Linked DNA regions of Homo sapiens: region 2 is linked to region 1. Evidence: chromatin loops called from intact Hi-C (ENCODE). Cell type or tissue: ascending aorta. All regions are shown on one strand. Region 1 has its middle 160 kb from the start of TTC29. Region 2 holds the start of TTC29 (tetratricopeptide repeat domain 29).

The links. Hi-C counts contacts between places; a loop is a spot of excess contacts. Peaks named below come from ENCODE experiments on the same cell type or tissue, not always from the same donor. Only the 100,000 strongest peaks of a DNase experiment are listed, where the experiment ranks them.
Region 2: it touches region 1 in a loop (2.1-fold over the local background); 6 of 110 quality-filtered maps call a loop at or near these places.

The regions. Positions count from the first base shown.
Region 1 is chr4:147,101,572-147,106,571 of GRCh38, forward strand. No RefSeq gene overlaps it. Among named protein-coding and RNA genes, the nearest start is that of TTC29, 160 kb to the left of the region's middle. In ascending aorta, no CTCF peak of the experiment used is centred here; a DNase peak (open chromatin) is centred at 2,190; H3K27ac peaks cover 1,295 bases.
Region 2 is chr4:146,942,893-146,947,892 of GRCh38, forward strand. It overlaps TTC29 (tetratricopeptide repeat domain 29), which reads right to left and starts at 2,972. Exons shown (of 13, transcript NM_031956.4): 1 at 2,817-2,972; 2 at 2,139-2,185. TTC29-AS1 (TTC29 antisense RNA 1) reads left to right here. Exons shown (of 7, transcript NR_188447.1): 2 at 1-99; 3 at 2,539-2,662. RefSeq lists a silencer at 2,965-3,104. In ascending aorta, no CTCF peak of the experiment used is centred here; a DNase peak (open chromatin) is centred at 3,039; H3K4me3 peaks cover 1,267 bases.

The sequences.
Region 1 (5,000 bases):
ACTGGGAATCTGAGACATCTCCAGGCACTGTGTTTCTTCTGATTTGTGTGAGGAGGTGCTTGCTCTCCAGATTAAATAACCAAGACTTGTGATATGAACTTGGCTTCTCAAAACCTCTAGACAGCAGTCTCCCCAAACCCCTCACCCCTTTGTTAGCCAAGACAGGCAACTGGTCACACCAGGTGAAAGCTATCAACAAACATTCTGGCCCTGGGTTTCGCCAGGGGACTTCTGGACTGTAAACAGTGCATTGCAAATCACTGATTAGTTGGTTAGTTAGCCCACTGACCTTAAATTGGCCAAGTGTCAAAGCAAAGCATCCAGGCATTCATGGAGGTCAGCATGGAGATGCCCCAGTCAAGCTGTAAAAATAACTGTATGACACAGGCATGAGCAAAAGAAACTGATTCTGATTAACTTAAGCAGCAGGGAATTTAGTTAGACTTGGGAACAGGCACATAGCAAGGCAGGCCCTGGACAAGGTAGCGGGAATGACAAGGTGCTGCCAGGACCTAATGGAGTTACAATCAGTTTTTCAGTTCTTTTGTCTCTCTATTCATAGTTCAAATTCACAGCAAAAAGAACATTTCAATAACTAGACTTGGGTTGTGTATCTGTCCCCAGTCTAAGTAAGTATGGGGCTCCTGATAACAGTTAAACTAGACTGGGTGAGAACTAATTTCTGAAAAGAAAATTGTTGTTAGAAAGGCAAAATTGGCCAGGCTCAGTGGCTCACGGCTGTAATCCCAGCACTTTGGGAGGCCGAGGAGGGCAGATCACTTGAGGTCAGGAGTTTGAGACCAGCCTGGCCAACATGACGAAACCCCATCTCTACTAAAAATAAAAAAATTAGCCAGGTGTGGTGGTGGACACCTGTAATCCTAGCTACTTAGGAGGCTCAGGCAGGAGAATCACTTGAACCCGGGAGGCAGAAGTTGTGGTGAGCCGAGATCGTGCCATTGCACTCCAGCCTGGGTGACAGAGCGACACTCTATCTCAAAAAAAAAAAAAGAAAAAGAAAAAAAGAAAAAAAAAGAAAAGAAAAAGAAAGAAAGAAAAGAAAAGAAAGAAAAGGAAAGAAAAGAAAGGCAAAATTGCATTCAGCATTGCCAAAACCCAGCCAATATTCACTATAGCTTGTGACCGACTGTAAATGAGAAGTCTTGGGCAATTTGTGTAAAATACTTTATGTCTAAAGCAAGAGCCTCAATTCATTTCTTCTGAACATACTGTTCTTTTCTACATTCCTCTTCCTATATTACACCCACCCCACCCACCATATACCACCAGCTGCACACAGCTATTGCTGTTTTAGAAAACTGTATGTACTAGCTGATGTAAAAATGGAAACAAAAAAAAACAACTGGTGGTTTTTAAATAGTTTTTACTATAAAACTTATATATACCATTATAGAAATTTGAAAGTGAAGAAAATTATAATGAAAACCATAAAAATAATTTATAATTGTACTACATGAGGTAGATTCCTATAAATATTTTCTTATATTTCCTTCCAGGTTTTATATTGCTATTGTAGTTTTGTCTATGCATTTGTATAGTAATGTAAACATAATCTATTCCTATAAGGTTATAATACAAAATTTGGACCATGTAGTCTATTCAGATTTGGTGTGGGGGCCACTGGCTTTTTTTTTTTAGCTTTGTTTTATAATGAACATTTTTACTCAAATTTATGATTTTTCCCCATGTATATGCACATATATTTTTAAGAAATTTGTAGTTTGGGTGGCCTTTAAAGAGCCATGTGGAATAACTTTGCCTAAAAGTCTGTGAAGAAACAAAACAACTGCACGACCTCAAGTAACCCTGGAAAAGGGTACCCACAAGGGGAAGCGATTGGAAATCAGCCCAAGAGCTTGCCAGGAAGAAGCAAAGAGGGTGCGAGCCAGCAGAAATCAAATGATTTAGCAAGGGGGGTAGAAGTCAGTTGGAGCCAAAGAACTGCCCAGTTAGTCCCTTCTGAGAAAGGAAACACTGTTAATAGCAGAAGCCTAGGTTCTGGCATCAATTTAACTTGCATCATAGTCTGTTACCACTTTCTGTCCTCAGTCTGCCACCCCACCCAGAACTGCTATATTTTCTGGTGTCTCCATGCCCTTCCCAGTCCCACTAAGAATCTATTTATAACAGCAGGAGCTCGCCTTGGTCCACTGTGACACACAGGCTGCTTTGCTGGGAAAGTTCTGCCTGACTCACTGGGGCTGCATGAAGCCTGGGGAGGCAAGCTTCTGGCGTGACTGTCCTTAGAATGTGTACTGAGTTTCCTCAGGGTTCACTGCTCCCGTCTGTGACTCAACGAGAAATGTAGAACACACGTGAAAACCGTGTGAGCCATAGGCATTTGATTTGGTGGGTGGGGGGCGCGGAGCTACATTGAATTCATAACTATGGAAATTGTTTTTTCCAACATTAAATTCATAACAATGGAAATAGTTTTTTCTCTGTAAATTTTCTGCCTCCCTTAATCTATAGTGCTACCTGACCCTTTAACATTGGCCATGAACAAATCACAGAACTATTTTCCTTAAAAGATGAGTGAGAGGAAATTCTAAAACTGGTTAGGAGCGATGTTTTAAAAATTGCCATGTATTAATACTATCAAATAACCAAATATTATTTGATCATATCAAATCAGGGCGAAAGGTAAATTTTATGAGATTCAAGTGCAACTTACCTAAAAGTAATATTTTAAAATTGACACCCTGTTTTCCTACAAAAGTCCCATGGTCTCTTAATTTGCCAGTGAAAATTACTGGGCTAATTTTGTTTGTTAATGAGATAAATGCCAAACACAAGTGTGAGTTAGGCTTGACATTGTGAATGAAGCCACTATAATATGTAATGTCAAAACCATCTCTCATCAAAAAGCACTACCAGCGTGTCATGTCTAGATCCTGGGTGTAAACCCTTGGTTAATAATAGCATAGAAAATCACAAATTTATTCACACTATAAATATGTGTAAAGAAAGTACAGATTTCCACTTCCTCCTTATAATTGAGTCTATCTTTCTCATAAGCCTCTACCTGATGGATAATGAAAGGGAAAAAAACTTAATATAGTCTGACTCAATAATTTAAAATATCCCTTTGGTAAATGCTCCATCTCTGAGGTCATGAATGAGGTCAAGTTCAGTCTCTTAAATGTCACTCTAGATCATCTCTGGCTTTATCAGCAAAGAGTGTGGCTTATATGATCAGATGGTGACAGAGGAGACAAGAGGTATCCTCTGGACCCTCATTGGCCCCTTAGGCACAGTGACTTGTTCAGGCTGGATTTAAACACTAAATTGTGACGAGTCCATCTCTGGGCTTCCTGCTGACATCTGTTACTGAAAGGCTGCTGCGTTTCCTGGCTTCATGTGTGGGATTCTGTGGAGCCTCCTCATGTTCCAGGCTTGGGTTTGCCATGAGGAAGTGCTGCAGCCTGTCAGAGTCTGCCCCTCCTCTTCCCTCTGCCCTTGGCCTAGGCTGTGCACTCAGCTGTGAGGGCATCCCTTACCCTTCTCCTTTTACAGATCCCTGGCCCATTTACTGGCTCTCCTTGGAGGCCTGTGGGCTTGTTTGAGTTCCATTCACATCCCAGAGGTGTCAAAAATACCTGGGAAAGCTAAACCTGGCCCTTCTTCTGCTCAATCCTGTTCTGCTACTCAGTGCTCAGCTGCGACCATCCTGCCCCCTCCACCATCCCATGTTGAGGTGGTCACTCTATACAGAAGCTCCTTACAGGGTTCCAAACTGGGCAAATTTTTCTCATCCTTCGACCCAACACCTCTCCTCCCTTGGCTCCTGACCAGAAAGAGGAAAAATGGGGACATGTATGTCTCACCCAGCCTCTCTCATTTTTCTCTCCTTCTAACATTCTCCTGGTAGGGGGAGAGTTAGGCAAGGATTCCCTTAGGTAAACTCCACAAACTGCCAGTCTTTCCTCTTGAAATTTCAAAGAATCTTGGTTATTAGAAATACCTCACCTGGCAGAGACACAACAAATAAAGAAAGCTTCAGGCCAATATCCTTGATGAACATCAATGCAAAAATCCTCAACAAAATACTGGCACACTGAATCTAGAATCACATAGAAAAACTAATCCACCATGATCAAGTAGGCTTTATCCCTGAGATGCAGGGATTATGCAAATCAATAAATGTGATTCATCACATAAACAGAACTAAAGACAAAAACCACATAATTATCTTAATAGATGCAGAAAAGGCTTTTGATAAAATTCAACACCCTTTATGATAAAAACTCTCAACAAACTAGGTATTGAAGTAACATACCTCAAAATAATAAAAACCATCTATGACAAACCTACAGCCAACATCATACTGAATGAGCAAGCTAGAAGCATTCCCCTTGAAAATCAGCACAAGACAAGAATGCTCTCTCTCACCACTCCTATTCAACATAGTATTGGAAGTCCTGGCCAGAGCAGTAAGGCGAGAGAAAGAAATAAAGGACATCCAAATAGGAAGAGAGGAAGTCAAACTATTGTTGTTTACAGATGACATGATTCTATATCTAGAAAACCCCATAGCCCTGGCCCAAAGGCTCCTTCAGCTGATAAACAACTTCAGCAAAGTCTCAGGATACAAAATCAAAATACAAAAGTCACTAACATCCCTATACACCAACAATAGCTAAGCTGAGAGCCAAATCCGGAATGCAATTCCATTCACAATTGCCACAAACATAATAAAATACATAGGAATACAGCCAACCAGGTGAAAGATCTCTACAATGAGAATCACAAACCACTGCTCAAAGAAATCAGAGATGACACAAACAAATGGAAAAACATTTCATGCTCATGGATAGGAAGAATCAATATCATTAAAATGGCCATACTATCCAAAACAACTTATAGATGCAATGCTATTCCTGTCAAACTACCAATACCATTCTTCACAGAACTAGAAAAAACTACTTTAAAATTCATATGGAACTAAAAAAGAGCCCAAATAGCCAAGGAAATCCTAA
Region 2 (5,000 bases), 160 kb before region 1:
TTGCAATTTCCTTGAATACTAAGAACATCCAGCTATTTGTAGACAGATAAAAGAGAGCAGCCCCCAGAGGTGCTGATCCAGCCAAGATAGCTCATCCAGGTGCGTATAACTCCCCACCAAAGTTGGCATACCAGCATGTTATATAAAATTTATCCTTTTTGATGTTTACTTGAGTTCGATGATTTTTGTTAGAAAATGTAAGCATGGAATAGAAACCAAATGCAAATGACATACATGGAGAGGGATATGTCTTCTTTGTCATACAGATCAACTGTGCTTTTTTTTTTTTTTTTTTTTTTTTTTTTCAAAATTCTGAGTCAACGTTTCCTACCATTAAAGTTTCAGCTGCCAGTTCCTTCATTTTGCTCTCCTCTGATCTGAGAACATTAGCAGCAGGAGCACCTTTACTCTTAAATTTAGTTTAATGTAAGTACTGCAAGCCCTGCTGGCAAGCCTCAAGGCACAAACTCTGAATGGGGGGTGGTCAGAGCTGAATGATAAAGTGGAAAAAAAGTTATCAGAGCTGAATGATAAAGTGGAAAAAAAAAAGCATGTTGGAAAAAATATCCCTCAATCAATCTATGTTGGACAGTTTAAGCTTAGAGTCAGGATGGAAGTTGAACAGGCTTTCTCTTTGTTTCTGAACCCCACATCCTACCTTACCTATGCCCATCGGGAAAGTGAATTTTGTTTCTCAGAATCAATACGTGGCCACATAAGGTATTTTGTTTTACACAACAGATAATGTGTGATCTGAATTTTATGACAGAGTTAATATTTTGAATGCAGCAAATATTTAAAGGGGTCCTGTAACAAATTAGTTTCTTATCTAAGTAATTGCCATCTTTTATGCCTTACAAGTTCAAGCAGGGTTTGCAGTACTTCCATTAAATTAAATACCTGTAAAGAAAGCCTTTTGGTCTTTGTTAATATGAGTTGCATCATTTTCCTGGTGTTGGTCAGACAGCATTCTCAGTTCCCATGTGAGCTCCAATTTAGACTCAACAATGAAGAATGGGACTAGTGCTATGAGGTGACTGACCCAGGCCTGTAGCATAAATGGAGCATATCACCACTAGTTATGGCACCTCCTTAGGGTTCTCCCAGATCAACATCTCAGGGGAAAACACACAAGATGGTGTGGCTGCAGGAAGGGAAATTGCTCAGGTTCAGGTGAGTAAGAAAGAAGAAGAATGAAAGATACCTCTTTGGCTGCTACCAAATGAGCTTAGCCCCAGGAGCTCAGGCTGAATCAGCCTGTTAGGAGGACCCACAGGAACCTCCGCCAGTGCTAGCAAGTGGGCAGTGCTACAGTGTGGCATCATCGGGTGCTGAGACAAAGATCAAAAGGCCGCCTGAAGCCATTCCACTGTTGGTATTCAGAAGAAATTTGGTGTACTCTTTGATCTGCTGGTTGGCTCTTGTATCACAGCTACAATCTCTAAGTTTGGCCCCCACATGCAAAGACAAATGAAAATGGAGAAATACAGGATGAAAGGTTTGAGAGTGCTAGGTCAGGCTGAATGTGTCCCATGGTGTGAGCTTAAATTTTTGGCCCCCAAGTAAAATTCTTCAAAGAGTAACTCTCCTGCCCTCTATCCCCAGAGATGCCTTTATCAGGAAACACAAAGGAGGGAGACCTACTACTATGTAAATGGAGGCTACTTGGAGAATGACTATGTCTGAGGCTGACCAGTGTCTGCAGGGTTCAGTCACTTTGGAGTAAAAACTGAGATTAGAGAAATAAAGCCAGTAAACCACAGTAAGCAAGTTTATTATACATCATCACGAGTTCAAAACAAGTAGGATTTTACTAAAAATCATTCATAAGAATTAAAACTTTTCATATTATCCAAGCTCTTTTACTATGAAAGTTTAATGAAAACTACAGAAGAAATATCACTAATTATGCTCCCTAAGTAAAAAAAAAAACATAATTAAGTTTATAAAGAGTCAGTAATAATGTTTATTCTCGGTATCATAATTTTTGGACACTTCTGGCACTCTCTCATGGGTAGATAGGTTGTTTAGTAAAATAAATAGAAAACACACATTTCCTACCAGCTGACATTGATGGCTAAATCACAAAATCAAGCAGGAAATGAGTTTGAAGGCAAGCCATATTTCACGTGACTTACATTTGCAGATTACTGCTGATGGTCTCTCCAGGCTTATAGACTTCAGCCTGAAAATCAGGAAGCAAAGAATAATAGCAAAGAAGAAAAATTTAAAATCATTCAGTAGTGTAACTCCTCTCCCCGCTCCAAGTCATGGAATAAGATTCACTCTTACAACAAATACTTCCTACCATCTAAGTTTAGATGAACTTTTAAAGAAAATCCCCAAGTATAGATCCTATGAGAGAAACTAATCACTAAATCAGTGAAATGCCAAAACATCTGAAATATGTATATGTATTGATGTATTTCAATACAAATGTGACATTAGGGATAACCATTTGTTCTCTCAAATTTACGAGATACAGTTATCTTTGCCAAAAACGGAGAGCATCTCAGTTCCCTTTCTGTTCCCACCTAGTTCTCAACAGGACTAAAGGACTTATCCTATGCCTAGTTTTTCACTCCCCTCAGAGGGTCAGGTGAACTGGGGAGCAAGAGGAACTGGCGCCTTTCCCTACTTCTCTTTCAATTCGTTTATTGAGGTAAGTGGCGAGGGCCTGGACTGAGGAAGCTTGAGAAAGACTGATGGAGGAAGGGCTGGCTGTAGGGGTCAGGGAAGGGGCTGCCTGAAGAACAGCCTGCCTCTCCAAGGAGCTGAGGAAGTCCGGTCCCAACCTCGCCCCTGCCGTCACGAACCTCGGTGCACTGGCCCAGGGAAACAACTCCAGTTTTCCGTTCCGCCGAAGTCAGTCCCCCACCGGCGGCAGGTGCTGGGCGTTGGCGCTGCCCCCTCCTCTCTCAGTGATTCCGAAGCCTGGCTCCGCCGGAGCGGAGACAGGGGACGCCGAGAGCGTCTCCACGGAAACAGAGAGGCGAGGCATGACGGCCGGGGGTGGAGTTAGGCTAAACCGGGCCTCGGGATTGGGGCAGCTCCCAGACTCTTCGGGCTTGGGGGCGGAGTCTGGCGAGGGGTGGAGCTTACTGACGGCCGGGCGGGGCCCCCAGATAGCTGAGGCTTTTCAAGCAGGGCTGCTTTCAGAAGTTAGCTCGCTTTTAGGCATTTTCACGTAACCCAAGAGGCTCGAATTTGCCACTTTCATTTCTTTCGTGGCCTTGCATTCTCAATGCTTTTTCTTCATTTCTCTTTTGTCCACAGGATTGATGGGAAAACGCTGAGCTAGGCATTCATGATCCCCGTGACCTGAAGCCAATTTATCCATCTAGCTAAGTCATTCATTCTCCTCTTCCTCAGCCTCTCTTGCAGTCAGAACCCACCACAAATGCCTTTTCCTGTCATGTCCCCACAGACAATTCAATTTTGAATTGTGGTTCGCTAAATACTCAAGGTCTCTTTCAGAGAATCTCCCTGCATCTGTCCTTATTTGTTTTGCATTTTTACCTGAAACTCAGGGTTTTATATTTACACTAAATAAATATCATCGTATTAATCTCGGCCCATCATTCCATCTCTTCTCTCAGACATGAGTGCAAGGAAGTGAAATTCCTTGCTCATTCCCTCATATATATATGGGGCAAGAGAGTGAGGCTTGCCACTTGTTACTTCTAAAATACAGAAGTGCTGGAAAGTTAGGCTATTGTTCCTTGTCTACTGACACACATTGTAGGAGAACGAGCCAGCGATATTGCTCACACGAATCATTCTATTAACCATAAATCGATTCTATTTAGAGTACAAGCATATCAACCATAACCACACTTTCATTCTAACATCTCATTTGCTGTAACAAATTACTAAATTATTTCCAAGTATGTTTACATTATACATTCAATGAGCACTGTGACTATCTGTAATTGGGCTCCACCCCATCCCCCACACCAGTAAGACTCTCATTCTATTCTCATGAGTTTATTTTCCAGTTTCAGCATCACCTTAACACACTCCACTGTGACCTGTGTGAATTCTTTTCCAGTCCTTGCTGCTTTTTCTGACTTAGAGTCTGTTTGTGAATTCCATGCACCTTCCTTTCTCACAGGAGGCTGTCTTAGTTGGCTTTCTAGGTAGTTCCTTCCTGCTTCTTTGGACTTACTTCTCCTACTTGCTGTTTTTTCACTAGAAGTTCTTTGACTAACTCTCTTTCTCCTTCTGTTTAGCATAGAATTCCTTCAGTTAGAGAACTTTGTTTGCAAGTGACAGAAAACACAAACGGGCTTAAGCAAAAAAGGAAACTGATGAAAACCAAAGGATGCCAGATTCAGCTGCAACTTTATCTAGAAACTCAGGCCTTTCTGAAAGTTTTGAGGATTCCAGAATACCTCTTCCTTTCACTACACAGAATTAATTTCTCCTCCTCTCGCCTCCTTTCTCTTAGACCTACCTTGATTTTATCAGTATAACTTTGCATGGTGTTTGGCTTATGGGAACCAAACTTGCCTGAAAGATTGTGAGTACCTTGAAAGCAGAGACTTTGTTTTATTGTTTTCTGAATTCCCTTGTACCGTATGCAAGGATTAGTATACAGTATGTGCTCAAAAATATTTTTTGAATTAACAGAATGACAGAATAGAGTGGTTTTTCAAACAGATTCTTCCTTGTGTAATTCTTCTCATTGCTTCCTCAATCTTCTCCACCTAGAATTCTAGGGGGAAGGTCAGGTGACACAACTGATAGTTTGAATGCTATTACTGACATAACAACCTCTAAAGTTTCCTCTTCCAGTCTTGCTCTGGAGAAATGATTTTAGGTTAGGTCAGCTCCCTAAAGAAGCAAGAGACAATTTTCTAATGGAAGCCAATCCATCTTAACTGCTCCCCATAATTGTTCTCAAAGTGTTTTTGATATCTCAATCATCAATTTCTACAGTAAAATTATTCTGAATCATTCTTGTTTTACTAAACACATCCCCAAGTAACATCTTAGGA